Linked DNA regions of Homo sapiens: region 1 is linked to region 2. A link is a loop called in an ENCODE intact Hi-C map of the cell type or tissue named here. Cell type or tissue: heart right ventricle. All regions are shown on one strand. Each heading gives the region's core, and the rest is flanking DNA. Links, peaks and the distances in the headings are about the cores only.

Evidence for each region. Peaks named below come from ENCODE experiments on the same cell type or tissue, not always from the same donor. Only the 100,000 strongest peaks of a DNase experiment are listed, where the experiment ranks them.
Region 1: it touches region 2 in a loop (2.4-fold over the local background); 5 of 110 quality-filtered maps call a loop at or near these places.

What each region holds. Positions count from the first base shown.
Region 1 is chr2:235,258,000-235,269,795 of GRCh38, forward strand. No RefSeq gene overlaps it. Among named protein-coding and RNA genes, the nearest start is that of AGAP1, 230 kb to the right of the region's middle. RefSeq lists enhancers at 5,626-5,920, 5,646-5,940. In heart right ventricle, for the core only: no CTCF peak of the experiment used is centred there; a DNase peak (open chromatin) is centred at 5,792; H3K27ac peaks cover 2,937 bases; H3K27me3 peaks cover 3,347 bases.
Region 2 is chr2:235,590,066-235,601,861 of GRCh38, forward strand. The region is part of intron 1 of AGAP1 (ArfGAP with GTPase domain, ankyrin repeat and PH domain 1); the gene reads left to right. Among named protein-coding and RNA genes, the nearest start is that of TNRC17, 78 kb to the left of the region's middle. RefSeq lists enhancers at 5,420-5,714, 6,713-7,565. In heart right ventricle, for the core only: CTCF peaks have their summits at 4,180 (motif pointing left), 4,388, 5,538 (motif pointing right) and 5,745; a DNase peak (open chromatin) is centred at 5,546.

The DNA.
Region 1 (11,796 bases), core at 1,192-9,191, 330 kb before region 2:
GGAATGGTTTCAGGATGAAACTGTTCCACCTCAGATCATCAGGCATTAGATTCTCATGAGGAGCACACAACCTAGATCCTTCGAATATGCAGTTCACAATAGGGTTCCCGCCCCTATGAGAATCTAATGCTGCTGCTGATCTGACAGAAGGCAGAGCTCAGACAATAATGAGAGAAATGGGGAGCAGCTGTAAATACAGATGAAGCTTCGCTCACTCTCCCACCCACAAAGACGGGTACTGGTCTGTGGCCCAGGTATTGGGGACCCCTGGTCTAGATAATCAACAAAACAGTAAATTAAGCTCTGGTTTGTAGCATTTGACAATTGCCATGATGTAAATGCTCCCACATGACTGGTATCAGGGTTGCAACCTGACAGCAGTAAACGTGCAGCTGAGAAGAGAAGCATGGTCACACACCATTACGTAGCATTGCTACCGTGGGGCTAGGTAATATCCATCATTAGGCATCAATAATAATAAAATGTGGTGAGATAATTAGAAAATGAGTTTTGTGCATTTATCATCTTTCCTTTGAATATGATTCGTTTTATTGTAAATTTACATAATTTAATTGTTAATCCTGGCTATACTTAACAACTGGCTCACAATATTCCTGAAATTTTCACAGTTGGCTCTCATGAGCCCATGCAAACCAGATCCAGCACCACTGGATGAAGGGCCTGAATGAGACGCATGCTGGTATGCAGCCCTGCCCACGCCCCTTCTCCAGGCACTGGTCCTGTCCACAGCCCTGCTACCAACAGGGCCTGAGGGCATACTGGGGCCTTGCGATGCCCCATCCAGAGCTGATTGGATCAGGTAGAACACACATGATCTAAGAGGACCCGTCCATGGACAGACTGAATCAGAGTCTCTGTTCCTCTGGATTAGAACAAAGATGCAGAGAAAGTGGCCAGCAGGTAGCAGAATAGCAAAGACACCTGGAATGAAACTGAGTTTGTTGATGATAAATGCCAGCCCTGGAAGGAAGTGTCACAGATGATCTTTGCTGAAGTCTAAAACAGCAAAGATCACCACACCTTAGAGTAAATAGCCACCCCATTCATTTCGACTAACCTGATATTGCCTGTACACAATTGTAGACAAGAGCAAGATGCTTCCACCTTCCTTGAGGAACGCCCATGGCATGGTCCTGATGGAAACGATCGTCAGTTTGATTGACATGTGGGTCCTGTGTCTTATTCTAAGGATCATACACAAAGAGTGATTGTACACACTTAGCAGTGACTGAAATAGATGCAACTCAAGGATAGGGTCAGTGAGGAGTCAACGAGACCATGTCCCTACAGAAAGCCTTCAGCGAAACGCTAGTGAACTATCAGGAAAAGCAGGCCCACAAAGATTCATTCAATTGCTGAAAATGTGAGCCAGGTTAATTTCAGGTTGCCCACATGTTTCTTTTGTTTGGTAGCAGAAAGTGTACAGCATGCCAATCCCAGCCCTGATGGAGAGAGGACATTTGGCCTTGGTGTCGTTTGATCGAATGAATAAATCTAGAGCCAGTTTTGTGCAAATCAAAAAGAGGTGAATGTTTTTATGTATTTGCTTCCTGAAACTGCTTTCTTTGTACTAATTTAACTGAAGGGAACTATACCATCCCAGGTCAGAGAAATTATCTGAATAGAAAGAAAATATAGGTCTGTGTTGACTTTCATAAGATACATATCTGTTTCCTTTTCTGTAAAATGAAGATACCTCCCAGGGATGTTGTCAGGCTCATATAAGATCCTGGGTCCATTCATTCATTCAGTCATTCACTCATTCAATATACTGATGTAGCAAAAAAGCCCTTTTAAGGTGCTGGGATCCTTTCAAGGGTATGAAAACATTCTGTAAACTACAAAGCATGACGCCTATACAAGTCACTGTTCCTTCTCATTGTTTTACATGCAGGCAGTTTATAAAGAGCATGATTAGAGAATAAAAGACAGTTTAGAAGTTAATTGTACAACATTGCATGAATCCATGACCCAGGATCTAAGGGAAAATATGCCTGGTTTGAAAGCAGCTCAGTCTGAGGCAGGGCCCTTCCTTGAGCCCCCACACTGAAGGTCTTGAGTCTTAAAACGTCAACATAAGCACTTTCCAAATGCTTGCCATCCTAAGGCTAATGTATGAGAAAAACCAAGATTTGCTTTGGAAAAAAAGGTTGATGAATTGAACGAGATGCTAATTCTAGATAAAACCTGCAGCTATCTTTAATGACGGCAGATGTGAAATCTCAGAGAATAAGCCCAACAAAAGCCAAAATGAAGATCCTTTGACAGTCTGTGTATCTATGTAAGAAATTACAAATATATCTACTAAATTGCTAAATAAGGCTAAGGCTACACAGCACACTTTAAGATCCAAGCACGTATTTAATTTCAGATCCGTGAGTTTTCTATTCATCCATATTTTAATCTTTTAGAACTCCTGAGAAAACGAAGTAAACATGTTCTTTTAAAAATAAATTCTGGGCCGGGCGCGATGGCTCACGCCTGTAATCCCAGCACTTTGGGAGGCCGAGGCGGGCGGATCACGAGGTCAGGAGATCGAGACCATCCTGGCTAACACAGTGAAACCCCATCTCCACTAAAAATACAAAAAATTAGCCGGGCATGGTGGCAGGCGCCTGTAGTCCCAGCTCCTTGGGAGGCTGAGGCAGGAGAATGGCATGAACCCGGGAGGCGGAGCTTGCAGTGAGCCGAGATCGTGCCACTGCACTCCAGCCTGGGTGACAGAGCGAGACTCTGTCTCAAATAAATAAATAAATTCTGAAGTTTGAAAATAAAAGCAGATCATTTTCTTTGGGTAAAGAACGACAGTTTCTAAGATATTGAAATTTAAACTTTGGAATCATAGTTTTAAAGAGCAGAGAATCAAACAAAATATGAGTGAAAGAAAAGTGCTTTGAAATGTAAATTATATTCCAATATTAATTTGCTAGTATCACTCACTTATTTACTTGTCAGAATAACTTTTCCAAGGAGGAGACTTTCATGTCGGATTGTGACTTACAACAATGTCCAGTTTGATGTATTGGTGGAATCAATATGACAGAATCAGCAAAGGTAAAGTCCATGATTTAATCATGCCACAGCTTGGTGAGTAAATTCACTCACCTGTGACATGCATAATTTACAACTGCAAGTTTAATAACTGTAGTTCTCCGCATCAAGCACTTTAACAACAATTTCTAACAGCAAGCAATTTCTATGATATTCCTACACAGCCTGGAGTTTACTAACCAGCTCTCCTTTGAAAATAAGTATTCATGCAAACACCAAAATCCTGCGGGAAATTTCCCCACCCCTTTTGTTAAACAGACTCAGAAACTTTGATGGCAACACAGAGAACACGTACATATTTAATTTAAATGTTATAGTTTATATTTATAAATATTCTCTCACCTCTCTTATTTTCCTAAACCAGGGGATGTTGTTAACCAAAGGCTTCACATTCTCGAAAGCATTTGTGAATGTCCTGAGGTGCTTCTCTTTGAGTTGTGTTGAAACTTACGGCCTAGGTTTATACAACTTCTAGACGAAGGCTCAATTACGATATTCGAGGCAGGTAAGTCTTATCCCCTATACAATCTTATGATGCTGGTGTCCAAGCCATTGGAATAGCTTGGTGTGATGAGCCTGACCTGCCTGAGAGCCATTGAATCTACGACTGTGCCTCATAGACATTCACTTCCCTGGTTGCTCAACTGCTGTCTCCCCTTCCTTCCCCTCAATCTTCTCACATCTTGCTTTGTTTTGTCTTCCTTATCTCTACCCCACATTATATATGGCAGTATGCGAAAGCAGTGGACTCCAAACTCTCAGAGTCCTGGCTTAGTCAATGACTCTCTGGGTGGCCTCGAGGACCTTTTGTTTGGGTCTCATTATTTGCTGTAGCTCCGGTCTATAAAGTCACTGTGAACACTGAACTCGTGCATACTGAACCATTGCTCCTAAGGAAAACACAAAGTTAGGTTCCTGTGAGCCTCTGGTTACAACACTTTCCTCAATACACAACCTTGTTTTGTGTGTGTTTCCGTGTAAAGACACCTCACTTAGTATAGATTATTGATTCATTAACGTTGAACTCACAGCCAGCAGAGTTACAATGAATGCCTGAGCAGGGTTTACCTAACACATGTGTTTTTTTCCCAAGACATGTAACAGCCTTCTTGTGCTATGAATATGGAAAGTTCTTCAGCACTACCCTTGGGGGCCATTTTAAAGAGCAAAATCACCAACTAAAAGGACGAAAATGTTAAAAACAGGGCACTCGATAGACTGAAAAGGACACTTGTTTCCCGTAGGAGAGCTGAAACAAGAAGACAGTGTTGCCTTAGCTGACCTTAGTTGGAAAATGTGCACGGGAAGATTCAAATTGATCACTGCCCTGTCCATGTCTACTGGTGATCACAAGAGTGCCGAGTGTTCACTTTAGGATCACACATAAATGTTAGCAAGTAAGGCCGACTCACAAATACAGAATTGGCAAATAATGAGGATCTACAGCTATATTTTGTTTCTCCTCTTTGGCCTCAGCCTTCTTATTTGCAAAATATATTAGAAGAGGAGAGACCAGGGTCCCCTAAACCATGTTCCAGGGACCCTGGAGATGCGCTCCCAGGAGCTGGGACACCCACTCCTTCCTTTCTTCGCATGGCAGCCCCTCCTTCTGTTGCAGAGCTGCTTTCTCCCACTTGAGGTGTGTGTTGCTGCTGAACATGGATCTGCTGCACACGTCACCAGCCAGAGGTGGGCATTTGATCAACTGGAGCCAATCTGTGAATCTTGTCTCCCTCTCCCACCTTGACACTAGCCCAAGGGGGCAGAAACGGCTGCAGAGGAGCCAAGAGGGACCCTGGGAAGGAAAGCCACTGTTGTTTTGTCTGGATGGTAGTGCAAGGACACTGTGAGCCTCGCACTGCTGTCTCCTGCCTGGGAATGACGCCATCATGGAGGAAAACAGAGCCAAGACATGGGGTGAGGGAGGAGAAGAGAGGAAGCAATGCAGGTTCATAATAGGGTCAGTTAACTCTTCAGTCTACTCAATGAATACCTTTAAAAGAATATGCGGGGCTGGGTGCAGTGGCTCAAAGCTGTAATCCCAGCACTTTGGGAGGCCAAGGTGGGAAGATTGCTTGAGCCCGGGAGTTAGAGACCAGTTTGAACAACATGGTGAAACCCTGTCTCTACAAAAATTACAAAAATTAGCTGGGCATGTGTGCCTAGAGTCCTAGCTACTCGGGAGGCTGGGGTGGGAGGATCCCCTGAGCCCGGGAGGTCAACGATACAGAGAGCTATGATTGCGCCACTGCACTCCAGCCCGGGCAACAGAACAAGACATTGTCTCAAAAAAAAAAAAAAAAAAAAAAAAAAGAATATTCCATTACTTTGAGATGGATTTCTACCACGTGGGGAAAGCAAAACACCCTATTTGCTCACAAAGGCTGGACAAGTTGGAACCCATGTAGATGATCTTTATGATTTCTCTTTATATTTTTACATTTCGCCTTTTTTCTCCCCATAGTCCTCCTCTCCTTTACCCGCTAACATGGGATTGCAATTGATTGTTCTTTACTTTTTAAACAGCCACACACAGCATCTATTTACCCAAGTGATTAAAAAAGAAAAACAATTCCATGGCTCTGCAGTGCAGTCAGGGAGGGCTCAGGAAAGGAGCAGGCGCCGCGTGGTGGGACAGCGTGATTCCAGCGCCTCGGCATGTCTCAAGGAACAGACGACTGTTGTTCGCCCTGGCTCGCTCTGACTCATCCTTCCTGTAACTCTCGCTCTTTTGATTCCCGCGTGGCATCCTCTGGGCTGTCTTTCTGATACAGAAGCCGCCGGATCTGGCACAGAGCTCAGCAGCTACTGTTCCCATAGACTCCCCTGGAGCTGTCATAAGACATGATTTATCGAGTGGAGAGCCGTCCCTCTCAAATCACTCCAGCATTTCTAAGCCAAAGACTTTTCCCCATCCACCAGGGCTGTGTGACATCATCTTTTTGACCTTCGGACCCGGAAGATCTGTGCTCATCCTCAGAAGATAGGCGTACTGGGTCTAACATTTACTTTCTCCTTTCTATTCTCTGACCTGCTTTTCACCAACGTAGAACAGGGGCTACCATCTGCTGAGCCTGTACTGTGTGTGTGTGGCAAGTTAGATATGTCAATTCAGTAAATTATCACGAACCACATAAAATGTAGGTATGTTTTTCAAGGTTTATAGATTAAGGTACTGAAACTCAGAGAGGTCAGGTGACTTGCCCAGGGTCACACAGCTAAAGATGACAGAGCTAGAATTGGAACCCAGTCCTGTCTGACTCCAAAGCACACAGGTTATCACTACTCCACAGGTGCCCTCTGCTGTGGACCACAGGGAGAACAATTGCTCCTTTGCTTTGAAGAAAGAGGAAGGAAAATTATTGTAGGTTTGCAAAGAGTTCATCTACATTTTTCCCCTCAAAGAGGGAGATTCCTTAACCCAAATCGTCCTCACTGTCACCCTGGCTCAGCTACTTGGCTTCCAGAGACACCAAAGTTAAGTGTGCACATTCTCAAATAGGTCTCCTGTTTTTATTTTGTGCAGCAGGCAGGGAGGGGAACTCTTGGCAAGGAGCCCTTCTTTGACAGTAGCCTGGGCAGAGAGAAGATCAAGGAGGGACGCGTGGGTATTAGAGTGGCAGGAACAAAGTCCACACCTGTGCCGCCCAACACAGCAGCCACTCACCCCGTAGGGCCGCTGGGCACTGGGAAGGGGGCACGTTCAAGCCAAGCTGTGTTGCCAGGGTAACGCACCCACCAGGTTCCAGAGATTGTGTATGAAAAAGAGAATGTAAAATATCTCCTCGATAAATTCTTTATATTGATTTTATGTTGAAATGATATGTTGAATATATCAAGCTAAATAAAAATAGCATTAAAATTAATTCCACCTGCACAGCAGGAGGTGCGTGGCGGGTCATCGAGCATGACCACCTGAGCTCCGCCTCCTGTCAGATCAGCAGCGCCATTAGTTTCTCACAGGAGCGCGAACCCTGTTGTGAACAGCACATATGAGGGATCTAGGTTGCATGCTCCTTAGGGGAATCTAAATAATGCCTGATGATCTGAGGTGGAACAGTTTCATCCCAAAACCATCCTTGTCCCCCTACCATCCATGGAAAAACTGTCTTCCATGAAACCGGTCTCTGGTTTCATGTAACCCTCTTACAGGATTACAAGCTGTGGGAAGGGAAAAATTCAGAAGAAAGAACCCTCAGGATAGAATAGTGTGCTTTTTATGAAATCCTTAACTATCCAGATGGGTACTAAATTTATAATACTCGTAACGCTGCTGTGATGAAGAATCTGTAGCAAGCTAGAAGGAAATATATGATTAACGTCAGAACCTAATTAAGGCTGTAAAATAATTGAATCAATGGCGTGGCCTGGAAGCCTGTGCTGGTATTCTCCAGCAGCCCCTGCAGGTCCAGCCTCCCTGTCTTCACCCTGAGTCTGCTTCAGCAGACAGCGTGGGCTTGGCCAGCTGGAGGCCCTGGCAGGAGATCAAAGGGCAGGAAGGGAGAGGGGCCAGCATGTCAACTCGCTTGGCCCTGCGTTGCTGGGCCAGGGGTTGGTATGGCTGCCTCCCCTCCCCATCCACTGTCAGATGGCCACTCCTAGAGCCACAGCTGGCTCTCCAAACCAATTCCTTCCATTCAGCCCAGGGAGCTTCATCACACCTTGCTGCCTTCCCTGAATCAGGCCCACTGTTCTCTCATTACTGATCTCAAAAAGTTGAGCGAGCCAGCCAGTCCCAGCCTATCCCCAGCATCACCCGCAGTGGACCCGAAGCCTAAGGTGAAAGTACACATTTTGCTGGTGAGGTAAGTTCAACCATGTCCCAAACAAACCAGAGAAAAAGCAAAGGCAAACCAAGAGCCCAGCAAGCATGGACTTCGGAGCAACCAGAGAGAGCCCCGTGCAGAGCCCAGGAGGGTGAGTGTGGGAAGAAGAAGGGCGGGTGCTTCTCGGCCTAGCACACCTGGGTCTCAGCTGCACCAGCTCTGGCCATCTGTGGGACCGTTTGCATGTGACCCACCTGCCCAGGCCTCATTTTCCTCATTTGTAGGATGGACAATGTCACCTGACACTGTTGGGAGAAGTGGCCCACGCATACCTGGCCCAGAGCAGAGAGATTGCTGAGGTCCACTTTACGGCTCATTGATGCCAATGGGCAGATAAGATAACCCTGGGGAACATTAGCCCTAGTGCTCCTTGGAGCCCAATCCTAGGAGTCAGGAGAAGCAGGTGGGAACATCAGCCCTGGCGCTCCTTGGTGCCCAATCCTAGGAGTCAGAAGAAGCAGGTGGGACCTGCTCCCTCCACCTCAGCTGGCCTCCCTCCCCACCCGGCACTAGAGCAGGGGCGAGCCATTGGGTATCCTCCCTTGCGCTCCCCAACCATCTCCTGGGGTGAGCTCAGGGAGCCTGCAGCTACTGGGACAGGGGCCCACTGGCACCTTGCTGGCCCCTACTGCCAGGCAGGGTACCATCAGCCAGCTCGCTCCTCCCAGGGAACTGCCTCTTCTCCAGCAGCCTGGAGTCCCCCACTTCCCAGCCCCATCGTCCTCATCCCAAGCCTGATCCCATTGTGTCCTGTGACTCCTTGTCCCTTGTTGGGCACCTGCATCTGTCCTCCCTCCTCAGCCTCCCATGCCCTCTGCATCCTGCACTCCTGCTGAACGAATGACCCAGGCCTCCACTTCCCATCAGAACATCCTCTGCAACACGTCCCTTACCGGCAGGCGTCACTCCCTGAGCTCACCATTTCCCTGCAGCCATGCTACGTGGCTGCTGCTTAATGTCTCAGAGGCCCCTTCTCTGAGACAGGGTTGAGACCTGGGGTTTGCACCCCCTCTGCCTTGACGCATCCAGCCCAGTATTCCTCCCACTTGCTCATGGCCAGATGAGGAAGGGAAGTGGCACCACTGGGCATTTGATTGAAAGCAGCAAAGACTCCATGACTCCCTTCCCACACTGCTGCCATTGGCTTGGTGGACTTTGACTGCAACCCTGCCAACAACCCCCGTTCTCCTGGCTTCCCTGAGCCTCTCACCTCTGATGACCTTCCCCACCTCATCTTTCACTCTCAACAGATGACCTCAACTCCTACTTTACAGAGAAGACAGAAACTAGGAGCTGGGACCTCCTTCACCTTCCTACTGCAAACCCACAGACCCCCCTGCATCTCCCCTCTGCTGCTTCCCCTTCCTTCCTTGTCACAGTGGAGGAGGCATCTGTGCTCTGGGATTGGCCTTCCCACCAGCCCTCCACCTTCCTGAGCTCACGCACCCAGTCTCCTCTCTCCTGTGTCTCCAGCCTTTCTCACTGCACTCTTTGCTCCATTGCTTTCATCAGCCTATTCTGCTCAAATTTCTCTGATCTTGAAACAAAGTTGGCCGTGGACCCAGTTCCTGCTCCAGCCCCAGCTATATTTCCTGTGTCTTCCCTTCCAACCTCTCCTGCCACAGCCAAGGCCTCTCCCCTCCATGAACTCTCCTCTCATAGTCCCCCAAATTCACCAAGTTTTCCAGCTCACGCCTTTCACATTTGCTCTTCCCTCTGCCTGAAATGCCCTCCCTGCTCCTCCTGTAGCTAGTGCCCTCCTTGACCTGTTCTCCCATGAATGCCTCCACCTCCTCCCAGCCCAGGCCAGGGTTCCCTGTGTCTCTCATCAAAACAGCATGGAGCCTGAATGTTCTGCTCTGCTGGACCCAAGTCCCCCAGCCTCCCAGGCCTCATCTGTCCCTTTAATATCCCAAGTGGCTCAAGCCTAGCCCATCCCATAGGAAGCTGTGGAGGGTCACCTGACTGTAGGGTATTGCCGGAGGCCCTCGCATGTCCTAAGCCCTCCAGGCTGCTCTCTGCTGTGGTCTCACTGCTGGGCATCACCTGAGATTCAGACACCTTCTCCCACCAGCCTGCCTCCAGCCCCCTGAAGCAACAGGAGGCTCAGAGCTGTTGAAGACAGATGAGAAACTCTTCAAATTGGACAACAGATCCCAGCATTCCAAAATGCCTTCCTTCCTCACTAAAGGAAATTCCTCATGCCCACGTCCATCTCTGCTTTGAGGACGCCTCCTTCCCCATCCCTCCTCTCCTCCCATCCTGGAGTCACCCCTCCTGCCTGCAAACTCCGATCTCCCCAAATGCAGGTGATTTTCACCCTTCCTTGTTCAAAGACAGGCACCTTCTGAGGTACTGGAAGATAGCATTTCAACATGTGAATTTCGGGGGATGCAATTCAGCCTAGAGCAGATATCCTCTCTTTCTCCACTGTGGCTTCAAGTACCAGTTGTGCCACTTTCTAATTGTTCATCCCTGGGCAAATATTTTAACCTCCCCTGAACCTTGAATCTCACATCTTTCAGATGCAGGTAATGACAGCCACCTGACCGGGCACAGGCAAGGATTAAGCGAGGTGATCTGGGTGAAAGGCCCCACAGGGTTCATGTAAGTTCCCTTCCTTCTGATCCTTTCTTCCCCTCTCTGTGTCTGCAGACATGAGCCCCGCTTTGAGTTTGCACAAGAGTGGTGTTCCTTGCAATGACAATGACAGGTTACTAAGGCGCGCACACTCTCCTCCGATTTTTAACCTAATGGATGACCCCATCGGCCTCCTTGAGGCCTGGGTCCAGAATTGGAGACTCTCAAAGGGAAGTTGCTACAGTTTATGATGGCAGGAAATCTGTTTACATTCTGAGTCTAAAGAGGAAAATGTAGGCATTCTTTCAACTTCCTGTTACAAAATGCTTCATACCAAAAATTCTTGCCTCCTCCGAAGTCACTGAAGGGTTACAGAGAGATCTCCTAGTTGTTTCTCTGCGTTTCCACTTCTCAGATACTACTTTAAAGGTGGCTTTTCTATGTTTTCAGTTTGTTTTTCTTCTCTTGGCTAAACATATATCCACGATTAACAGATTGTCACTTAGAAGGTTTATATTTATCATCATTATTTATGTTTATTCCTCTTCTGCTTTTATAAACTAACAAATGACATATTTTCTTCCACTGGTTAAAAACTACTTTAAAACTTTATTTCAACCATAATTTAACTTTTGAAATTTTTTACCCTATTTTCTCCAATACCCCTGCTTTGTTTTTAGTTTTCTTTAAATGGACAGCGAACTTTGTGAAAATCAAAATATTGTTTTATAAATAACTCAGTTTCTCCTCCACCCTTAACCAATGAATGGAACTACACAGTATAGTTTTTCTGCTTCTCAGAAGCTAATTACTCTATCTGATGTGTTTAATCTTATTTCTGACTTTTAATAAATCCATTCTTCCCAGGCTCATAAAAACTTCATTAGTTCAACACATTTCTTTTTATCTTGTTGTTGTTATTGTTGTTGGTGTTTTCCAATACAGAATCTCACTCTGTCTCCCAGGCTAAAGTGCAGCGACGTGATCTCAGGTCACTGTAACCTCTGCCTCACAGGCTCAAGTGATTCTCATGCCCCAGCCTCCCGAGTAGCTAGGACTACAGGCGTGCACCAGCGTACCTGGCTAATTTTTGTATTTTTAGTATAGATGCGGTTCTGCCAGGTTAGCCAGATTGGTCTTGAACTCCTGGCCTCAAGTGATCCACCTGCCTTGGCCTCCCAAAGTGCTGGGATTACAGGTGTGAGCCACTGCACCCTGCCTACATTTCTTTTTAAATGCCGCACCTTGGAAGCACCATAGTGGTTTTGTCCTTGCATGTGCGAATCCAGTTTTGGGCATTGCTAAGTGGATACACCTG
Region 2 (11,796 bases), core at 2,121-10,120:
AAAGGGGGTTTCACCATGTTGAGCAGGCTGGTCTCGAACTCCTGACTTCAAGTGATCTGCCCGCCTCGGCCTCCCAAAGTGCTGGGATTCCAGGCGTGAGCCACCGCGCCCGGCCCTTTCTTTTCTCTCACTGTTACTGTCTCCCTGAGTTTTTACTCGGTGTTAACGTTTAAAAGCTCCAGCTTCAAAAAGTAGTTTTTAGTCTTTCTTAAAATACAGATGTAAGCACCCATCAGCTCTCTGCCCAAAGATAAATATTCTTAACCTTTAGGTGCCTATCCTTTTATGCCAGATGCCAAGTTGACCAGGGAGTGTCTGCACAGATTCCCGGTGTCTGCACCTCCTAGGGATATGGAAGGAGGCCTGAGCTCCGCGAGGCTGGATGTTGAAGCTGTTGATCAACAGGTGTGGGCAGGAAGGGACGGGAGGCTGGAAACCGTGACCATGCCCAGAGACAGGGCTTCTGGGGGTCACCAGCAATGCCTTTCACTGCCCTCTCCACCACAACCTGCTTTTCGAATTTAAAGATAACAGAACCTGCCAGGATAGGCCACTCATTTTTGTTTTTGTTTCTGTTTTTTTTGTTTTGTTTTGTTTTAATGTGTGTGTGTGTGTGTGTGCGTGTGCGTGTGTGTGTGTGTGTGTGTGCATTTTTTTTTTTTTTTTTTTTTTTGAGGCGGAGTCTTGCTCTGTCGCCCAGGCTGGAGTGCAGTGGTGTGATCTCGGCTCACTGCAAGCTCTACCTCCCGGGTTCATGCCATTCTCCTGCCTCAGCCTCCCAAGTAGCTGGGACTACAGGCACCTGCCACTACGCCCGGCTAATTTTTTTGTATTTTTAGTAGAGACGGGGTTTCACCATGTTAGCCAGGATGGTCTCGATCTCCTGACCTCGTGATCCGCCTGTCTCGGCCTCCCAAAGTGCTGGGATTACAGGCGTGAGCCACCGCCCGGCCTATATTTTTAATTTTTTGAGACAGTCTCGCTCTGTTGCCCAGGCTGGAGTGCAGTGGGGCGATCTCGGTTCACTGCAACCTCTGCCTTCCGGGTTCAAGCAATTTTCGTGCCTCAGCCTCCCGAGTAGCTGGGATTACAGGCACCCACCAGCATGCCCAGCTAATTTTTGCATTTTTAGTAGAGATGGGGTTTTGCCATGTTGGCCAGGCTGGTCTTGAACTCCTGGACTCAGGTGATGCATCCGCCTCAGCCTCCCAAACTGTTGGGACTGCAGGCGTGAGCCACTGCGCCCAGCCCTGTTTTTTAAGTTATGTAAACAGCAACGGGAATGAATTGACTGAACGAGGGGGAGTGGAGTGGGAAGCAATGTGCTGCCCGGGTCTTGGTGTGAAACGCAGTGGCCCTGGGCAGAATGCACAACAAAGGCGCACGGATTTGGGTTTAGAGGCTTAATCCCTCCTTCTCTTGGTGTGATGTTGACTCCACAGAGGCAAATGTGCCCCAGGCTGCAGTCAACTGTTTGACCTCGAGTTTGGGATAAGCATACGGCCTCTTCAGCCTGATGTCACTGATGTGGTTTGGATGATTTTCTCCTCCAAATCTCACTTCGAAATGTGATCCCCAGTGTTGGAAGCGAGGCCTAGTGCAGGTGCTTGGGTCATGGGGGTGAATCCTTCATGAATGTCTAGCACCATCCCCTTGGCGATGAGTGAATTCTTGCTCTGATAGTTCATGAGAGGTCTGTTTTGTTTTGTTTTTAATTTTCCTTTACACAACAGTATACAGTATTAGGTGCCAAGAGACCTGGTTGTTTAAAAGAGCCTGCCCCCACCCCCACCCCCCACCACTTCTCTCTTGCTCCTCTCTTGCCATGTGACATGCCTGCTCCCCCTTCGTCTTCCCACATGATTGGAAGTTCTGGGAGGCCCTTAGCAAGAGCAGATGCTGCTACCAGCTTCCTGTATAGCCTTCAGGACCATGAGCCAAAATAAACCTCTTTTCTTTATAAATTACCCAGCCTCAGGCATTCCTTTATAGCAACGCAAGAACAGACTCACACAGTCATACATTGAAGTGGCGCTGGTTCCCAGGGGCCCAGGCTTGCCTGGACAGCGCCCTGTGGCCAGGAAGACCTGGGGAGGGAGGGTGGCTGGAGGCCAGGAGCTGTGCTAGGTATCCCTGCTCTGCAGCCAAGGAGGCTCCTCCTCCACTGCCCTGGCCACCTGGATGCTGCATTTAATTCTGGGCACCACGCGCCAGAAGGAGGAGTAGATGAGCCATGTTCTGGGGGGCAGTGAGCAGGATGGTGAAGGAGGAGTAGATGAGCCATGTTCTGGGGGGCAGTGAGCAGGATGGTGAAGGAGGAGTAGATGAGCCATGTTCTGGGGGGCAGTGAGCAGGATGGTGAAGGAGCTTAGAACCACGAGAGGACCCCGCTTTTCCAGGGTTTTGGAGGGCAGGGCTCCAGGAGAGGCTCATTTAGGGCTGACTCCGGGCTTGCGGCTTGTGGCATGAGCTCTTGGAGGTTCTCCCTAAGGAGTCAGCCAATCAGGCCTTCCTTTCTTGTGGTTTTGAGCAGATTCCAAGCTGGCTTCACGGGAGGGGTGTTGAACAGGAGTAGCTATATCAGAGTCAAGGCAGGGAGGGGAGACCTCAGTACTGCTGGATGTCGCACATGGAGATATGGGCGCATCTTAGTTATGGTGTCAGTCCCAAAGCCTGTATCTGGCCGAGGTTGCTTGGGGACGTGATGGCTAAAGCTGTGCCCTTGCAGGGTGAGAGTGCGGGGTGGCTGCTCGTCTGGAGAAGAGAGCACCCCTTGGGAAATGGAAGATGGAGGTGGGGATCAGCTGCTGCACAGTTTCCAGGAACACTGGTGTCTCAGGGAGACACCTGGCATCTCAAAATAAGGAGAGGCTGTCTGACAGCTTCAGTTAAGGATGATCGGTGGCTGGGACGGTGGCCGGGAGGGCTGCTGAGCTTCTGAAATGAGCGTTAGGTGACCCTGACCTGCTGAAGGCCCCTGTTCACCTGACCAGGTGAGAGATGGCTCGGAAGTGAGGGAGAGGGGAGAGGGATGCAGGTTGTGGGCCTGTAATCCTTATTGATATCAGCCACCCTCAACCTGAGATGTAAATTGGAATCACCTGTGGCTCTCAAGCTGGCATTCAGACGGGCAGCTTTTCCTGAGCCCTCAAGGAGATTCTGTCTTGCAGCACGTGGGTAACAAGTGGATTGGGTAAATAGGCTCTTCCCTGGAGGGATGGTGTTAACGCAGAGACCCGAGACTGAGCTTAGGAAACAAAAGTGGAACAGAACAACCTCCTGATTTCAAAAGCAAAGGCTTAAAATTTATTTCAGAATGAGTTACAGTGATATTAGTATGTTTTTTTGGGTGGGGAGGACAGAATCTAATTTTAGTTGTTTTAGATTATGGTACTTTTTCCTGCTTGATTTACATGTTAAATGTTTCTGATGAACTGTTAAAATCTTCGAGGTTTTTGCTTCATTTAAACAAATGATGCCTGCCAACTCTACAACTTAAATATGTTTTCCGTGTATATAGATATATACTTAAATATATCTACTGTGTGTTTTGGCTTTGAGGTTTTCAAAAATGTGTATTCAAATCGTGTAGCGCTACAGCTAATTCAGTAATAAGGACTAGGCTTAGTGGCTCCTTTCTGTAATCCCAGCACTTTGGGAGGCCAAGGTGGGAGGACTGTATGAGGCCAGGAGTTCAAGACCAGCCCGGGCAACATAGTGAGACCCACATCTCTAAAAACAAAAAATACAAAAATTAGCTGGGCATGATGGTGAGCATCTGTAGTCCCAGCTGCTTGGGAGGCTGAGGTAGGAGGATCACTTGAGCCCCGGAGTTCAAGGCTACAGTGAGCCATGATTGTGTCACTGAACTCCAGCCTGGGGGACAGAGCAAGCAAGACCCTGTCTCAAAAGGAAAAAGAAGAGAAGGAAAAAAAATCAATCAAATTCTAAGGTGAATTTGAGAGTATACATAAGTTTAATGAAGATTTTTATTTAGTAATAATCATAGGTGCACATGTAGTAAGGATAGTTTTCAAGCGGTGTTAAGGAAGTGGAGATTGAGATGTTAAATAGCATCTGATAGGCGTTTGCTTTTCAAATAGACTTAGTACTTCAGCTTCTTACTCTAGAGACAGAATACAGTTCTTACATGGCTTTTAAGATGCTGCCCCCTTCTGGTGACTAGGAAGATTATAATATCTGTAGCAAATAGGCATTCTGGGGTTTTTTTTTTTTCATATTTAAATATTAGTTTTATTACTGAACCTGAAAAACAAAATGAGGATCAGAGGTAGCGTCTCCTCCTCTGTACTCTCCTTTCTTCCTTGAGAGGAGGAATAACTTTCTGTCTCTTGCTGTTCTTTGTAAATGAGTTTCCTTTTGGCTTTCTTTCTTCTGTCCTTCCTTCCTCTGATGGGTAGAGCATCTCTGTGGGCCAGGTACTGTGTTCAGCATTTCATGAGATTTATCAATTTTAAAGAAGAATTGACAATATGATGCGGAGTTTTCCAGATTGCTGTTTGTTTTGAGAGGGAGTCTTGCTCTGTTACCCAGGCTGGTGTGCAGTGATGTGATCTCGGCTCGCTGCAACCTCCATCTTCCGGGTTCAAGCAATTCTGCCTTGGCGTCCCAAGTAGCAGGGATTACAGATGCATGCCACCACACCCAGCTAAATTTTTTGTATTTTTAGTAGGGATGGGGTCTCACCATGTTGACCAGGCTGGTCTTGGACTCCTGGCCTCAAGTGATCCACCTGCCTCGGCCTCCCAGAGTGCTGGGATTACAGGCGTGAGCCACTGCGCCCGGCCCAGATTGCTGTTTTTTTTTTTTTTTTTTTTTTTATGATGTAAAAGTATCAACATATTTTTTAAAGAAAGTTTCATCTGCTGCTATCTAGAGGAGGTAGCTGGAACCAGAGCACCAGGCTGGCACTGGCAAGGAGGAGAGGGCACCTCCCGGCATGTGGACGGAATGACCCAGGTGAGGCGGGTGTGGCGCCAGAGGGGCCTGTTGCAGACCTGAAGAACTCCAGTGTGTTTTGCAGAAAGGGAGTTTCAGAGAATAAGGGGCAGCCTTGACTCAGACGGCTTGGGAGAGGAGTAAGTGCAGCCCAGCCTCCAGGGGAAGGGGAGGAAAACTGAAGGTTTGTAAGGGATCTGGCCAGCATGGTCTTGATGCCTGGAAACAGCTCCTGGGCTTCTCACCAGTATTGGGAGCTGACTCTTAGAAAGGCAGCCTTCCTGGGGAGCACACCCTCGAGGGGCCGGAAACCGTGAAACTGACCAGAAGCACATAGGTCCAGTGGGCACTGAAATACATTCTCAGGAAGGAAGTGTAGCTGAAGTCCAGAACTCAGCTTACTCTCACTCCTGGGCCTGCTGCTGCCTTAATGTGCCTGCTCCTGTGTTTTTGTTCTGATAAACACGTATAGCACTTTCAATTATGCTGTTACTTACAGCTAAGTAAAGCAGTACTAGGTGGATTTGTCAGTGCCACTTCCTACAAAGTGAAGGCTGGATTTTTGGGGGACTCATTTCCAGCAGCCACCAGCAGGTGGAGGGAGTGAGATGCGTAAACAAACTGTCCCTCATGCTTGGTGTTTGGGCAGATGCATTGCTAAAGCGTGCTCACTAATAAATCCCCTGCTGATATGGCACAAATATTTATAGCCGATGATTGATGTGAAATTAACAAAAACTAGCAGTTGACAGCGATATGAGGTGGCAAAGGCTATTTGGGAAAGTTTCCGTTGTCTTTGAAAATTAAGAAAAATTATACGTTTACTTGCCTTGCTAAGAACTGTTTAAGAATAAATCAACATAAACTAGGGCAGCTTCTTAAACTATGATGGAGAAGCACAAGGTCAAAGTGTTTCGTCTCAGAATGAAGCAGTAATGTATTACTTTGCGTACTGTGTACAGGGGCCGGCAGATGTTTCTGATGTTATGAAGCTATGCTCCTGGAAGTGGTTGTGAAAATCGCAGCCCTGTGAATTGTGTGCCCTAAGAGCCAGCTGTGCTCCTAACAGTGATGCCGTCTTTCCATGGAAATCACCCATAAGCACAGCCTTCAGTCTAACTTCATGTCAAGTCTAAGTGGCACAGCTATCCATGAACACTGTAAACATTCCCAGCTCCATCTAAGGTGATTAAACGGAGTCAGAACCCGGCCATGGATGTGTATTCACTGTTATTTAACAGATGCTCAAACTAGACAGGTGGGACTGTCCAGATGCCTGTGGGGCACTACAGAGTTTTGAGGAAATAGAGTCTCAGACTGGAGCCCCAAGGACCTTGAGGACAGGAGTCTACCTGGGGAGGGGCATCCCAGAGACTTACTCCAGCTGCTTAACTCCGGTGTGCCTGGAGTCACCTTGGGACCTTGTTACCTGCAGATTTGGATTCAGCAAGGCAAGGTGGACCTGAGAGTCTGTGTTTCTGGTGAGCCACAGGTAGCACCCCGGCTGCTGGTCCCTGGTCTGGGGAAAGGCAGGCAGAGTTGGAGAGACCCTTCCCGGGTTCCTGGTTGCAGGTGCTGTGTCATCGTATGGCTGTATTTGAGGGGATTGTGTAAGAAGATGTTGTTAAATTTATTTTTAGAATAATAGACTTTTAGATAGAAGAGAAACCTCGGAGGTCAATCAGCTTTCACTCTTCCTCTCTTGTGCCCCAGTCCTAGTGATGAGAAAAGCAATGATGTTTCCCAAGGCCGGGGCTGTCGACTGAATTGTGTCCCTGCAACCCCGTGTGATGGTATTAGGAGGTGGGTCTGTGGGAGGTATCAGGTCATGGGAGTGGACCCCTTGTGGTGGCACGAATGCCCCTCAGGAGCGCTTGCTCTGTACCCTATGAGGACATCATGAGGAGATATGGCTTCTGCAGGAAGAGGCCTCACCAGGAACCAAATTGACCAGTACCTTGAACTTGGACTTCCAGCTGCCAGAACTGTGAGAGGTAAACGTGTGTTGTTGAAGTGCCTCTGCCGGTGGTCTTTGTGATAGCAGCCCCAGCCGACTCATCACAGCCAGATTAAGGGAGATCAAAAGAGTTAAGGTTCCAGACTCCAGCTCCTGAGTTCTTCTATGTGGAAAGATGCCCCTTCAACCACCAAGGCCAGGGATGCCCTGTGGTTCAGCGTTGTCACCCTTGTTGCCCGCCTCCAGGGCAGAGCTGGGGGCACTGGAGGTGCTCAGGACGTGTGGAGCAGAATTGGGAGTGAATGTTGTGTGCTCAGGGCCACCTCCACTCTGCAAGCACAGCTCCCAGAGATGAGGACGGGGCTTGCTTTGTCCTCTGCCACACACAGCCCTTCATGCAAGGCCTTGGCCCCTCCAGGGCCACACACCTTGGCCACCCAGCAAGCACCCCTTGCTTGGCCAGTCTTTCCGTCACTTCCTTTCCTTTTTCCCTGTCTCCTGAGCTTCAGACTAGTTGACCCTAAGGGGTGTCTCCAGCTGTAAATAACTGTCCAGACTGCTTGTAAAGGAAAACATTGCAACCACCTTACTGCACAATTGATACTATTATTATTTTAGGGTTACCCAAAAATGTGCAGCACGCCCTCGAATGACATGGATTTGTTCTAACGTTGGTGATGAAAAAAATGGATTCCCGCTGGGGCCCTGTCTGTGTGGAGCGTGCACGCGCTCCCGTGTTTCCTGTGTGTGGAGCGTGCACGCGCTCCCGTGTTTCCTTTGTGTGGAGCGTGCACGCGCTCCCGTGTTTCCTTTGTGTGGAGCGTGCACGCGCTCCCGTGTTTCCTTTGTGTGGAGCGTGCACGCGCTCCCGTGTTTCCTTTGTGTGGAGCGTGCACGCGCTCCCGTGTTTCCTTTGTGTGGAGCGTGCACGCGCTCCCGTGTTTCCTGTGTGGAGCGTGCACGCGCTCCCGTTTCCTTTGTGTGGAGCGTGCACGCGCTCCCGTGTTTCCTGTGTGGAGCGTGCACGCGCTCCCGTGTTTCCTTTGTGTGGAGCGTGCACGCGCTCCCGTGTTTCCTTTGGGTGGAGCGTGCACGCGCTCCCGTGTTTCCTTTGTGTGGAGCGTGCACGCCCTCCCATGTTTCCTTTGGGTCTTCCGGTTTCCGTCGACGTCCCAAAGCTGTGCACATTAGGTGACTGGCGTGTCTACAGCATCCCAGTCTGAGTGAGTTTGGGCATGTGTGAGTGGCCCCGCGATGGAACAGCGCCCTGGTTCCTGCCTGCCCCCACTGAGCTGCTGGGACAGGCTCCCACCACCCTGAACTGGAATAATTGGGTAAATAATTATCTTACTTATTTTTACATGTATGTAAGCTCACGTTTATTGCAGTGTTTAATATTAGAAGGGCTTTGGTCTTTATTTAGAAGTTTGGTGATGTTTTTGTGACCAGAAATAAGCCATAGGAGCTTAACTCTTGTTTATATCAAATTACCCTATGGGAAACTTGGTTGCATTGTATGTCGTTTCGTTTAAAGTTGCTGTTTCCAGGAACCTATTGGTGATGTGAAGTGAGGACTTACTGGATGACGTGAAACTAATTTTAACTTTCTTTTACTCATCATCCTGGGATTATTCAAGTATAAACTCAGAATTGCCAAATTAAATGCAAAGATATGAAAAGGAGCCGCTTATGCTAAATGTACAGATGATGCGTTTTTGCTGTAACGGAGTCGTCCCTCCGGGTGCTGACTGTGCCACTCAGCATGGTGGCCCAGGGCTGTGTGTTTGGTGCACAGTGGGACGTCTTAGTCCCACTACCTCAGCCAGACTCCTGGCAAAGTCTTTATTTTTTAAGATAATTTATTTTTAGATTTTATTCAAAATGAAAACCCATTTAAAAAGCACATGAGAAATGAGTTCTTTATTCACTCATCTAAATATTTAGGGCTGTGGATGGGCTCAGCTGCTTTAAATATTTGGCTGGGCAGATGAGTGGGAGCCTGTCTTCCTCTTGTTGACATTTGCGTCTGTGGTGGTGTACACAGATGAGCTCACTGCTGTCCTCGGAGCAGGTAGGAATGTATTTATTTACTCGCATGCCTTCAGATGCTTGCAGTAAGTCCATTTGAGATGCTGCTTCTATTTTTCCTTGTGGAGAACTTACTTGACGCCAACAAAGAAATTTCTAGCTGCTTGTAGAAGACACCCCAGGGTACGCAGCCAGTCCCTTCCACGAATGCTGCGAGAACCCACACAGCTGTTCATTTCGGTGGCCGAGGGCCTGTGGGCTGCAGTACGTTTACACTGTGTGTTGGGGGGGTGGCAGTGTGCTTTCTTCCTGCCCCAATTTTGCCCAGGAGGAGTCTGGTGATGGAGAAGGTGTGGCGGGCAGCAAGGAGGCTGGGGAAGTGGATGCTGCAGGGTGAGCTCTGGGCGACCCAGGAGGAAGTATTTGCATGAATTAGCCACACGCAGAGGGCAGTTATGTGTGATGTGGGAAATGACTGCAAAGCTATCTTACTCTTTATTCCATAGCCACAAAAATAAGTTTATAAAAAGCCCCCACCAAGTCAGGATTTGTCCAGAATGGTCACTCTGCTTTGGAGAACTGCGGATCCCCTGCCATGGCCCATGTGGCTCCGGAAGTTCCTGGGAGTGGCTCGTAGAGCCTGTTTTCATCCTTCAGAGGAATCCTGCAGTCCACTTGCCCAGCGTCACTTCCTCCAGTGCCCTTTCTGGGTCCCACGTGATTCTACCTGATCGCTGGCTCTCTAGGGCTTTTCCCCTCCAGGTTCAGAGAGAGCGCCTGCCCCAGGGCTGGGAAGATGAGCAGGGATCCTGGGATGTGATGGCACGGTCAGTCGCCCCTGGTGGAGGCAATGCTGGTACCCACGACGTGGAGCCCTGAAGGATGAGGAAAATAATTTCTGAGAAACTGACTCAGGGAAGTGCCTGTGTTCAGGGCGGAGGTTCCACTGTGATTTGAAAACAGGCGATTCTTCCAGACAACTTTAAAGATGAGTAGGTGCAAACTGCAGCCACAGTAAACTTCAGGGTGTCAACTTCAGGGGAATATAAACAGCCTCCAGGGAGCCCCTCTCTCCATCCCAGCCTTTCTTCCTCTCTCGTAACTGTTATTTACTCAGTAATTACAGGTTCAAGTCCCTTGTCCAAAATCCAAAAAGCCGACACTGGAAATATTCTGTAGCTCATCTGGCAGCAGGGCCAGAGCTGATGATCTAATTCGGATGATTTATGGCCTCTGTTTACCCCACAGACGATCAGTGTGCCTGCTTCCAGGGGGCTGCTCCTAAGGGAGGTGCTGGCACTACCTTTTCAGCCTGCATGGACTGTGCTGGAAACACTCAGTAGCAACTCAGGCTCAGGGAGCCCTCACCTGAAGCCCTCCTCTTACCCACCCTCTGCCCTATAGACCCCCATACTCCTGTAGATACCCCCTCATTACAGACCCCCACCATCCCCGCTGGATTAGGGTTCTCTAGAGGGATGGAACCAATAGGCCAGATATGTAATAAAGGGGAGTTTATTAAGGAGTATTAACTCACAGGATCACAAGGTCCCACAATAGGCTGGCTGCAAGCTGAGGAGCAAGGAAGCCAGTCCCAGGCCGAAAGCTGAAGAACTTGGAGCCTGATGTTCGAGGGCAGGAAGCATCCAGCACAGGACAAAGATACAGGCTGGGAGGCTAAGCCAGTCTTGCCTGTTCATGTTTTTCTGCCTGCTTTATATTTGCTGGCAGCTGATTAAATGATGCCCACCCAGATTGAGGGTGGGTCTGCCTTCCCCAGCCCGTTGACTCAAATGTTAATCTCCTTTGGCAGCGCCCTCACAGACACACCCAGGATCAATACTTTGCATCTTTCAATCCAGTCAGGTTGACACTCAGTATTAACCAGCATACCCACCATTGTTTCACCTGCAGCCTCCCCCATCTCAGCTGGTGCTCACTTTATTTTTACTGCTTGTTGTTCTGGCCCCAGATCTCAGAGTCCTGGTAACGCCTCTCCTCTTCTCACTGCCTTCAGTATCCAGCCAAGCTGGGAAACGCCACTGCCACAGTACCTGCAGGGTCCAGCCAGCTCCCCACCTCCACTGGATGCCACTGTGTTAGCTTGGGCTGCCACGACAGAGACCACAGAGTGGGTGGCTTAACAGAAGTGTATTTGCTCAGTTTGTAGAAGTTGAAAGTCCAAGGTCAAGGTGGCGTTTCTGGTGGGGCCCCTCTTTCTGGCTTGCAGATAGTTCCTCCTTACTGTGTCCTCTCTGTGCTTGGGGGTGGGGAGAGAGGCGAGAAGGGAAGGAGAAAGAGATGGAGACAGGTTTGCTGTCTCTTCCTCTTGTTATAAGAACACCAGTTGTATTAGTCTGTTGTCGTGCTGCTAATAAGCACATACCTGAGACTGGGTAATTTATAAAGGAAAGAAGTTTAACGGACTCACAGTTCTACATGGCTGGGGAGGCCTCACAGTCATGGCGGAAGGTGAATGAGGAGCAAAGTTACATCTAACATGGGGGCAGGCAAGAGAGCTTGCTCAGGCGAACTCCCGTTTATAAAACCATCAGATCTTGTGAGACTTATTTTCTACCACAGAACAGAATAGGGGAACCCACCCCCAAGATTCAGTAACCTCCCACTGGGTCCCTGGGAGCCACAATTCAAGATGAGATTTGGGTGGGGACACAGCCAAACCATATCACCAGTCCGTGGAGCCAGGTGTGGTGGCTCACACTTGTAATCTCAGTGCTGAGGCGGGAGGATCACTGGAGGCCAGGAGTTTAAGACCAGCCTGGGCAACCTCTTTTAAAGTTAATTACTTCCCAGCAGGCCCTGTTTTTCTGGTACAGTCACACTGGAGGTTC